Linked DNA regions of Homo sapiens: region 1 is linked to region 2. A link is a loop called in an ENCODE intact Hi-C map of the cell type or tissue named here. Cell type or tissue: CD4-positive, alpha-beta T cell. All regions are shown on one strand.

The links. Hi-C counts contacts between places; a loop is a spot of excess contacts. Peaks named below come from ENCODE experiments on the same cell type or tissue, not always from the same donor. Only the 100,000 strongest peaks of a DNase experiment are listed, where the experiment ranks them.
Region 1: it touches region 2 in a loop (3-fold over the local background); 8 of 110 quality-filtered maps call a loop at or near these places.

The regions. Positions count from the first base shown.
Region 1 is chr6:10,252,854-10,256,853 of GRCh38, forward strand. No RefSeq gene overlaps it. Among named protein-coding and RNA genes, the nearest start is that of TFAP2A-AS2, 150 kb to the right of the region's middle. In CD4-positive, alpha-beta T cell, no CTCF peak of the experiment used is centred here; no DNase peak of the experiment used is centred here.
Region 2 is chr6:10,433,704-10,437,703 of GRCh38, forward strand. LINC00518 (long intergenic non-protein coding RNA 518) reads right to left here and starts at 1,119. Exons shown (of 3, transcript NR_027793.1): 1 at 810-1,119; 2 at 545-723. It overlaps MIR5689HG (MIR5689 host gene), which reads left to right and starts at 626. Exons shown (of 4, transcript NR_132993.1): 1 at 626-701. RefSeq lists an enhancer at 1-1,169. In CD4-positive, alpha-beta T cell, a CTCF peak has its summit at 1,557 (motif pointing left); a DNase peak (open chromatin) is centred at 1,548.

The DNA.
Region 1 (4,000 bases), 180 kb before region 2:
GAGAGTGGAAGAAGGGATATCAGAGTGGGAAAAAGGACCTCCAACTTCAATCTGAGAGAATTTTACAAGAAAAGTAATTAAGGCTATGCACCACACTCAGGTGTATTCTAGACCAGGGGTTGGCAAACCGTGACCCACTGCTAGCTTTTGTACCTAACATTTGACTGGAAGACAGCCACAATCTGTTTTTTCCTTATTGTCTATGATAATTTTGTGCTTCAGAAGTAGAGCTGAGCAGTTGTGTTACAGACCGTATGGCCCAAAAGTTAAAACTATTTACAATCTGGCCCTTTACAGAAAAAGTTTGCCAACCTCTGGCTTCAAACATGAGTGAGAGTTCTACCAGCCTGACTTGTACTTTTGGTCAGAAGAGTAAGGTTACTCCAGGGATTTCCAGCTTTTTCCTTCCTACCTATTCCCCTTTGTTGAAATTGCCTGTAATTCCTCCAGCTCCACTCCCCTGTTTCATTAGACCTAGAGTTGGAAGGCTGTGTGCACTTGGAGCTGCACACATCTATCTGTGCAGCGGGTACCATGAAGGGGAGATTAACACCAGCTTCTTTTTTTGAGACAGAGTTTCGCTCTTGTTGCCCAGGCTGGAGTGCAATGGCACAATCTCAGCTCACCGCAACCTCCACCTCCCGGGTCCAAGTGATTCTCCTGCCTCAGCCTCCCGAGTAGCTGTGATTACAGGCATGCACCACCACACCTCGCTGATTTTGTATTTTTAGTAGAGACGGAGTTTATCCATGTTGGTCAGGCTGGTCTTGAACTCCCGACCTTAGATGATCCACCCACCTTGGCCTCCCAAAGTGCTGGGATTACAGGTGTGAGCCACTGCACCCTGCCCCACCAGCTTCCTTTTTTTTTTGAGACAGGCTCTCGCTCTGTCACCCAGGCTGGAGTGCAGTCCATGGCTCATTGCAGCCTCAAACTCCTGGGCTCAAGAGATCCTCCTACCTCAGTCTCCTGAGTAGCTTGGACTACAGGCATGCACCACCACACCTGGCTAATTTTTTAATTTTTTTGTAGAGATAAGGTCTCACTATGTTGCTCAGGCTGGTCTGGACCTCTTGAGCTCAATCAATCCTTCTGCCTTGGCCTCCCAAAGTGCAGAGATACAGGTATGAACCGCCGTGCCTGGCCAACACCAGTTTCTTTAGAAATGAAAGAGTGAATATATAGTTTAAGAAAAGCAGTTCCCTGTATTCTTCTGTAAACATTGAGAGTTTATTTTATTTTTCCTCCAATGTCCTATGTGTTTCATCAATAATCACAATAATCTTCATAACATTGCATGGTTTGGCATGATGTTTTTCTTATTAAAATAAAAATAAAGCTGAAGCCATCATTCTCAGCAAACTAACACAAGAACAGCAAACCAAACACCACGTTCTCACTCAGAAGTGGAAGTTGAACAATGAGAACACATGGACAGAGAGAGACGAACAACACACACCAGGGCCTGTCGGGGGTAGGGGGTGAGAGGAGGGAGAGCATTAGGACAAATGGCTAATACATGTGGGGCTTAAAACCTAGATGACGGGTTGATAGGTGCAGGAAACCACCATGGCACACGTATATCTATGTAACAAATCTACACATTCTGCACTTGTACGCCAGAACTTAAAGTAAAATAAAAAATAAAATAGAAAATAGCTAATATTTATTGAGCTCTTACTAAATGCTAGTCCCCATTCTAAGAGCTTTATGTGAACTATCCTAGTGAACCCTCATTATTGCCCCAAGAGATAAGGACTCTTATCATCATCATTTTACAGATAAGCAAACTGAGGAGGAGAGGGGTTAAGTAATTTGCCCATGGTCAGACTCACAGTAAGTAGAGAAACAGGGTTTCAAACCACTCCTAAGCTATGACCTTGGCCACTCTGTTATGTACTACTTGCCTCAAGAAACGTGAAAATAAACTTAACTAAAAAGTCTAATTAGGAAATAAATTCTCATTAGGCATTCAACATTCAAGTATCTATCAAGTGCTAATACCAAATGTTAATATGGAAGGACAATATTAATTTTTTTTTTAAGATGGAGTCTCACTCCGTCACCAGGCTGGAGTGCAGTGGCGCAATCTCGACTCACTGCAACCTCCGCCTCCCAGGTTCAAGTGATTCTCGAGCCTCAGCCTCCCCAGTAGCTGGGACTATAGGCACGCACCACCACGCCCAGGTAATTTTTGTATTTTTAATAGATACGGGGTTTCACCATGTTGGCCAGGATAGTCTCGATCTCTTGACCTCGTGATCCACCTGCCTCGGCCTCCGAAAGTGCTGGGATTACAGACGTGAACCACCGCACCCGGCCGACAATATTAATTTTTTATCTACATTGATCTATGATTTTTCAGATAAATATCTTGAGACTAAATTTCAAAAACCTGTAACTTTTAGTAATTTTTATTTTCTTCTGGGCCTTTATTGGACTTTGATTTCTTTTTTGGATTGGGAAGCATTTTTAAGTCATTCTTATCAAACTCAATTATGTAAGATTATCACACACTAGTGATTTTTTTCATTACATCCAAAGTAAAGACAGTGAAAAAAAGCAAGGCAACTACATCTTTTTCCATATTTTATTTAACTATATTTGTCAAGATACTTGCAAAGCCTTTGGAGGTCTAGGAACATCTCAGTGTCAGCAACATTTCCATTCTTGCACTTCAAGCTCTACTGATTCATCAGGGGCCTCCAAGTAGCAAGTTCTTCTTTGTTTGTGGATTCAAAAGATCAGTTAACAATATAACTCATTCATGACATTTCAGTTAACAACTTTCAAAAAGAAGCTTTTTAAATTAGAACGAATGTCCTAAAAAAGAATAGAAATAGGCTCTGCTAGAAGTAGAACCCTCAAGTTCTCCTCCACAGAATCACACCTGAAAGTTTCCAATGATTCCACCAGAGAATTTCCTCCGGTTTTAATTAATATTGTAGGGTGGAGATACTATATGCTGGAGACTTTTATATCTGTGTTTGATGTTACAACAAATACAGTTTGAAAAACATTTTTTTAAACACATGAATTGATGGAGCTTCCCCTTCCCGGTCTGGTGTATAAGGAAGGAGCTTGGAAGTCTTTACTCCATCCTAAAACAGGTAAAAAGCTGATCAAACTGAATGTCAACAAACTGCTTAGATCTGTCAGAGAAGTAAGGTTACAGGGTAAACTGCTGCCCCTAAAATTGGAGCAACTAACAGACAGATACAGAGAATTACAACTTACCAGAACAGAAACCCACAGCAGAAATCTCAGGAAGTAGTGCTATGGTAGGTAAACCTGAACTGAATTCCATAAATTGCTAGAGGCTCAGTGAGGACAAGTCCAAGAGTTTAAATTCCAGGGGACCCAGTTATGAGGGGCTTCCATAATTTGTGAGTTTTACCTCCAAGAGATCAGCCAGGTTCTCATAATGAGTATCAGAGAAAAATTCCCTCACGCCTCCACCAGGGGGAGGAGAAAAGGAACCATTTTTAAATATAAAAATATACCAGAGTATTCTGTTCTTGACAAGGCCTGCCCTCAGAAGAAGCTATTTTATGAGAGTCTAAACTGCTGGAGTCTTATCCCAGCCCAACTTACCTGGGAGAAGAGAAATAACCAACTCCAGCTCCCTCCAGCTTTCCTAACTCACCCTATGAGGCTAGCTTAACACTAGTACCAAAACCAAAGACATTACAAAAAAAAGAAAATTATAACCGTGAATACAGATATAAACACTCTCAATAAAATATTAGTAAATCAAATCCAACAATGTATACAAAGAAATATACACCGTAACTGACTGGTATTTTTCCCAGGTATTCAAGGCTGATACAACATTCAAAACCAATTAATATAATCCAACATATCAACAGGCTAAGGAAGAAAAATTACATTTTCACAATAATAGATACAGAAAAACATTTGACAAAATCTACACTCATTTATGATAAAAAAAAAACTCTCAAAAAAAAAAACTAGAATGGAGGAAGACTTCCTTAACTTG
Region 2 (4,000 bases):
CACATTGGGAAGCCGAGGCAGGTGGATCACCTGAGGTCAAGAGTTCGAGACCAGCCTGGCCAACATGGGGAAACCCCATCTCTACTAAAAATACAAAAATTAGCCGGGCGTGGTGGCGTGCACCTGTAATCCCAGCTACTTGGGAGGCTGAGGCAAGAGAATCGCTTGAACCCGGGAAGTGGAGGTTGCAGTGAGCCAAGATCACACCACTGCACTGCAGTCTGGGCAACAAGAGTGAAACTCCATCTCAAAAAAAAAAAAGACCTTAGCTTTTCCTCTGAGAGCAGAAACTTTGGAGGGGCTTGAGTCAAGCAATGGCGTGATCTGCTTCGTATCTTAACAGAGTCACCTTGGCTGCTCGGTCAGGGCAGGGGGACAAGTGTGGAGGCAGCAAAGTCAATTTGGACGCTGTGGCCAACAACCATAAGCACGGCTGAGGTCACCTAGGGAGTGCTTGTGGATGAACAGGGAAGAGGCCCAAGACTGGACGTGGAGGTCTCCAATGTTTAGAGTCAGGGAAATGAAGGACACCAACAAAACTCACCTAAGAGAGGAGCAGTCGAAGAAGGAGGGGAACTGCTGAGCATGGGCTCTGGAAGCCACAGCTCCAGGAAGAGGAAGTGAACAGCTCTGTCAAACGCTGCTGCTGGGTGGAGCTCCCTGAAGACAGAGAGTGAACCCTTGGTTTTCGCCATGTAGAGGTGAGTGGATGTGGTGGAAAACCTGCAGGGAGGTTAGAATCAGGGAGCTCTACCATTTTAGCCAAATTCACTACATAAAACCTAGGCACTGCTAAGCAATTTACTCACCCCTTTGATCCTCAGCGGTCTCATTAGTAACACAGATGGAATGATTCCTACCTCAGGCTGGTGAGCTCTTAAAGAGACAATGTTAGGAGTATTCATTTGCTAGGATGGCCTTCACAAAATACAACCGACCTGAATTGCAAACATTTATTTTCTCACAGTTCCGGAGGCTGGAAGTCCAAGATGGAGCTGCTGTGAGGGTTGGTTTCCGGTGAGGCCTTTCTTCCTAGCTCGTAGACAGCCACCTTCTCTCTGTGTCCTCACATGGCTTTTCTTTTGTGTCCATGCCGAGAGAGAGGACTCTCTGAGGACTCTCCCTCTTCTTGTAAGGACACCAGTCCTATCAGACTAGGGCCCCACTCTTATGACCTCATTTAATTTAATTATGTCTGTAAAGGCCCCTGCTCCAAATATAGTCACATTGAGGATTATGGCTTCATAATCCTGTGACTCTGGGGAGAGGACACATTTCAGTCCATAACAAAGCCCTTAGTGTGTTTTAGTGCTCAAAACTGTTCATTCATACCTCGGTTATTCCATTATTATTGCCTACGATATTACCACTTCAGGGTTTTTGTTATTTTTTACAATATAGAGCACAACGTATAATAAACTACACATACGAATTCTCATTGAGGAATTACAGAAAATATATCTATCGCGTCTAACAAGGTTTAATTAGCATCTTGGAAAAAAAAAAAAACACCTACGTTTTTAAGGAAAAAGTTGGCCAATACTGCCATCTGTTGGAATTTTGGTCAAAGCTCATGTGTTGGACTTTACTCATTCTTTGTCAATATCTTTTCTTTCTTTCTTTCTTTCTTTTTTTCTGAGACGGAGCCTTGCTCTGTTACCCAGGCTGGAGTGTGGTGGCGCGATCTCGGCTCACTGCAACCTCCGCCTCCTAGGTTCAAGCGATTCTCCTGCCTTGGCCTCCTGAGTAGCTGGAATTACAGGCACGCGCCACCACGCCCGGCTAATTTTTGTATTTTTAGTAGAGACGGAGTTTCACCATGTTGGTCAGGCTGGTTTCGAACTCCTGACCTCGTGATCCACCCACCTCGGCCTCCCAAAGTGCTGGAATTACAGGCGTGAGCCACCGCGCCCGGCCCTTTGTCAACATCTTATATGTTGCTGTGATTATTTTCTTCCCTAATAAGTGTAAAATTGGATGATTTTGTTTTCAATTTAAACCTACAATAAGTATTCTAAGAAATACACAAAGATTCTACTATGACAGAATGAGTCTTTTCCTACTTGCGACATTCATTCTAAATTTCACAAATGCAAGTTGTGGAAAGAGAGACATTGATGGAAAAATTTCTACTTTTGGAGACAAATTCTCATTCGCATTAGTTTTATTTTTATTTCTCAATTATAAGTTATTTGGCGTTCTGGCTCACCTAATCCGTGAACCAAGAGGGTTGCTTTCGGAAGCCTACTAGTGGAAAATGAAAGTTTCAGATCTGAAGCTAGCAAATGCTCACTTGCTGATGATGAGGAACAAGTTCTATTATAATAGAGTTGGTTACAAGGCTATGCAGCAAGAAAAAGGTGCTCAGCTTTATGAGAGAAGTGCAACAGATATTGGAATGTGGTGGCCTTGATGATGCTGTTCTTAGGAGACTCCATAGGCATTCTTTTTTTTTTTTTGAGACGGAATCTCGCTCCGTCGCCCACTCGCCACCGCGCCCGGCTAATTTTTTTGTATTTTTAGTAGAGACAGGGTTTCACTGTGTTAGCCAGGATGGTTTCCATCTCCTGACCTCGTGATCCGCCCGCCTCGGCCTCCCAAAGTGCTGGGATTACAGGCATGAGCCACCGCGCCCGGCCGCAGTAGGCATTCTTATACTTTGATGGGAGTAGTGTAATATGGTATAGCTTCTTTGTGAAATCGATCCAAATAAATATGAGCACACCTTTGAACCTAGCGACTCCACTTGTTGGAATTTATCCTACAGATGGAGTTGCAAGTGTGCGAAATGATGGGTTTATATATCGTGACTTTTTTAATAATAGCAAAGACTGGAAACAGTCTAAATGCTATCAATAAGACACATTTAAATAAATGATGGGTCAGTCGTATAAAGGAATAACATTCAGTCATTACAAGGAATGAGGCAGTTCTCTATGTACTCTACAGATTCATTTCCAAGACATATTGTTAAGGAAGAAAGCAAGGTGTAGTGCACTAGGTATGGTATACACATGTGTTAAGAATTGTGTTTTACTGTAGTATACCATACCTTATATGTTTAATAGAACATATCTCATCTATATTTTGTAATTCATTTTTATAAAACTGCCTGTAAATAGAAAAATTTTATTATCTCTTTCATGTCTACAGCTTCTACATTTATGTCCCCTCTTACTTTTTTTTTTTTTGGAGAGACAGTGTCTCACTATGTTGCCTAGACCAGTTTCAAACTCCTGGGCTCAAGTGATCCTTCTGCCTCAGCCTCCCAAAGCGTTGGAACTACAGGTGTGAGCCAGCCCGCCTGGCCCCTCTTACATTCTTTGTTGTTGTTGTTTTGTTGTTGTTGTCTTTGTTGTTTTTTGAAGCAGAGTCTCCCTCTGTGGCCCAGGCTGGAGTGCAGTGGCTTGATCGTGGCTCACTGCAACCTCCGCCTCCCAGGTTCAAGCCATTCTCCTGCCTCAGCTTCCCGAGTAGCTAGGACTGTAGGCATATGCCACCACGCCCAGCTAATTTTTTTTATAATTTTAGTAGAGATGGGTTTTCACCATGTTGGCCAGGCTGGCCTCAAGCTCCTGACCTCCAGTGATCTTCCTGCCTTGGCCTCCCAAAATGCTGGGATTACAGGCATGAGCCACTGGGCCGAGCCCCCTTACATTCTTAATATAGTTTATTTGTGTCCTTTCTTTTTTCACTTTTTCACTCTTGCTTACAGGTTTTTCAATTGTGTTAGGCTTTTTAAAGAACTGCTTGTCTTTGTAATGCTCTATATTATAAATTTTAGTTGTATTTATTTACTTCTGCTCTTACATTAATTTTTCATTTTTGATCTTTGAATTTATTTTGCTGTTGTTTTCTAATTCTAATTTGGATGACTAGCTAATTAAAAAAAATGTTTTCCCACTTCTTAAATGTCAGCATTTATAGGCTTTTGCGCTATACATTTCACTCAAAGTAGATTTTGTGAAATGCCACAATATTTGGCATGTGGCATTTTCAC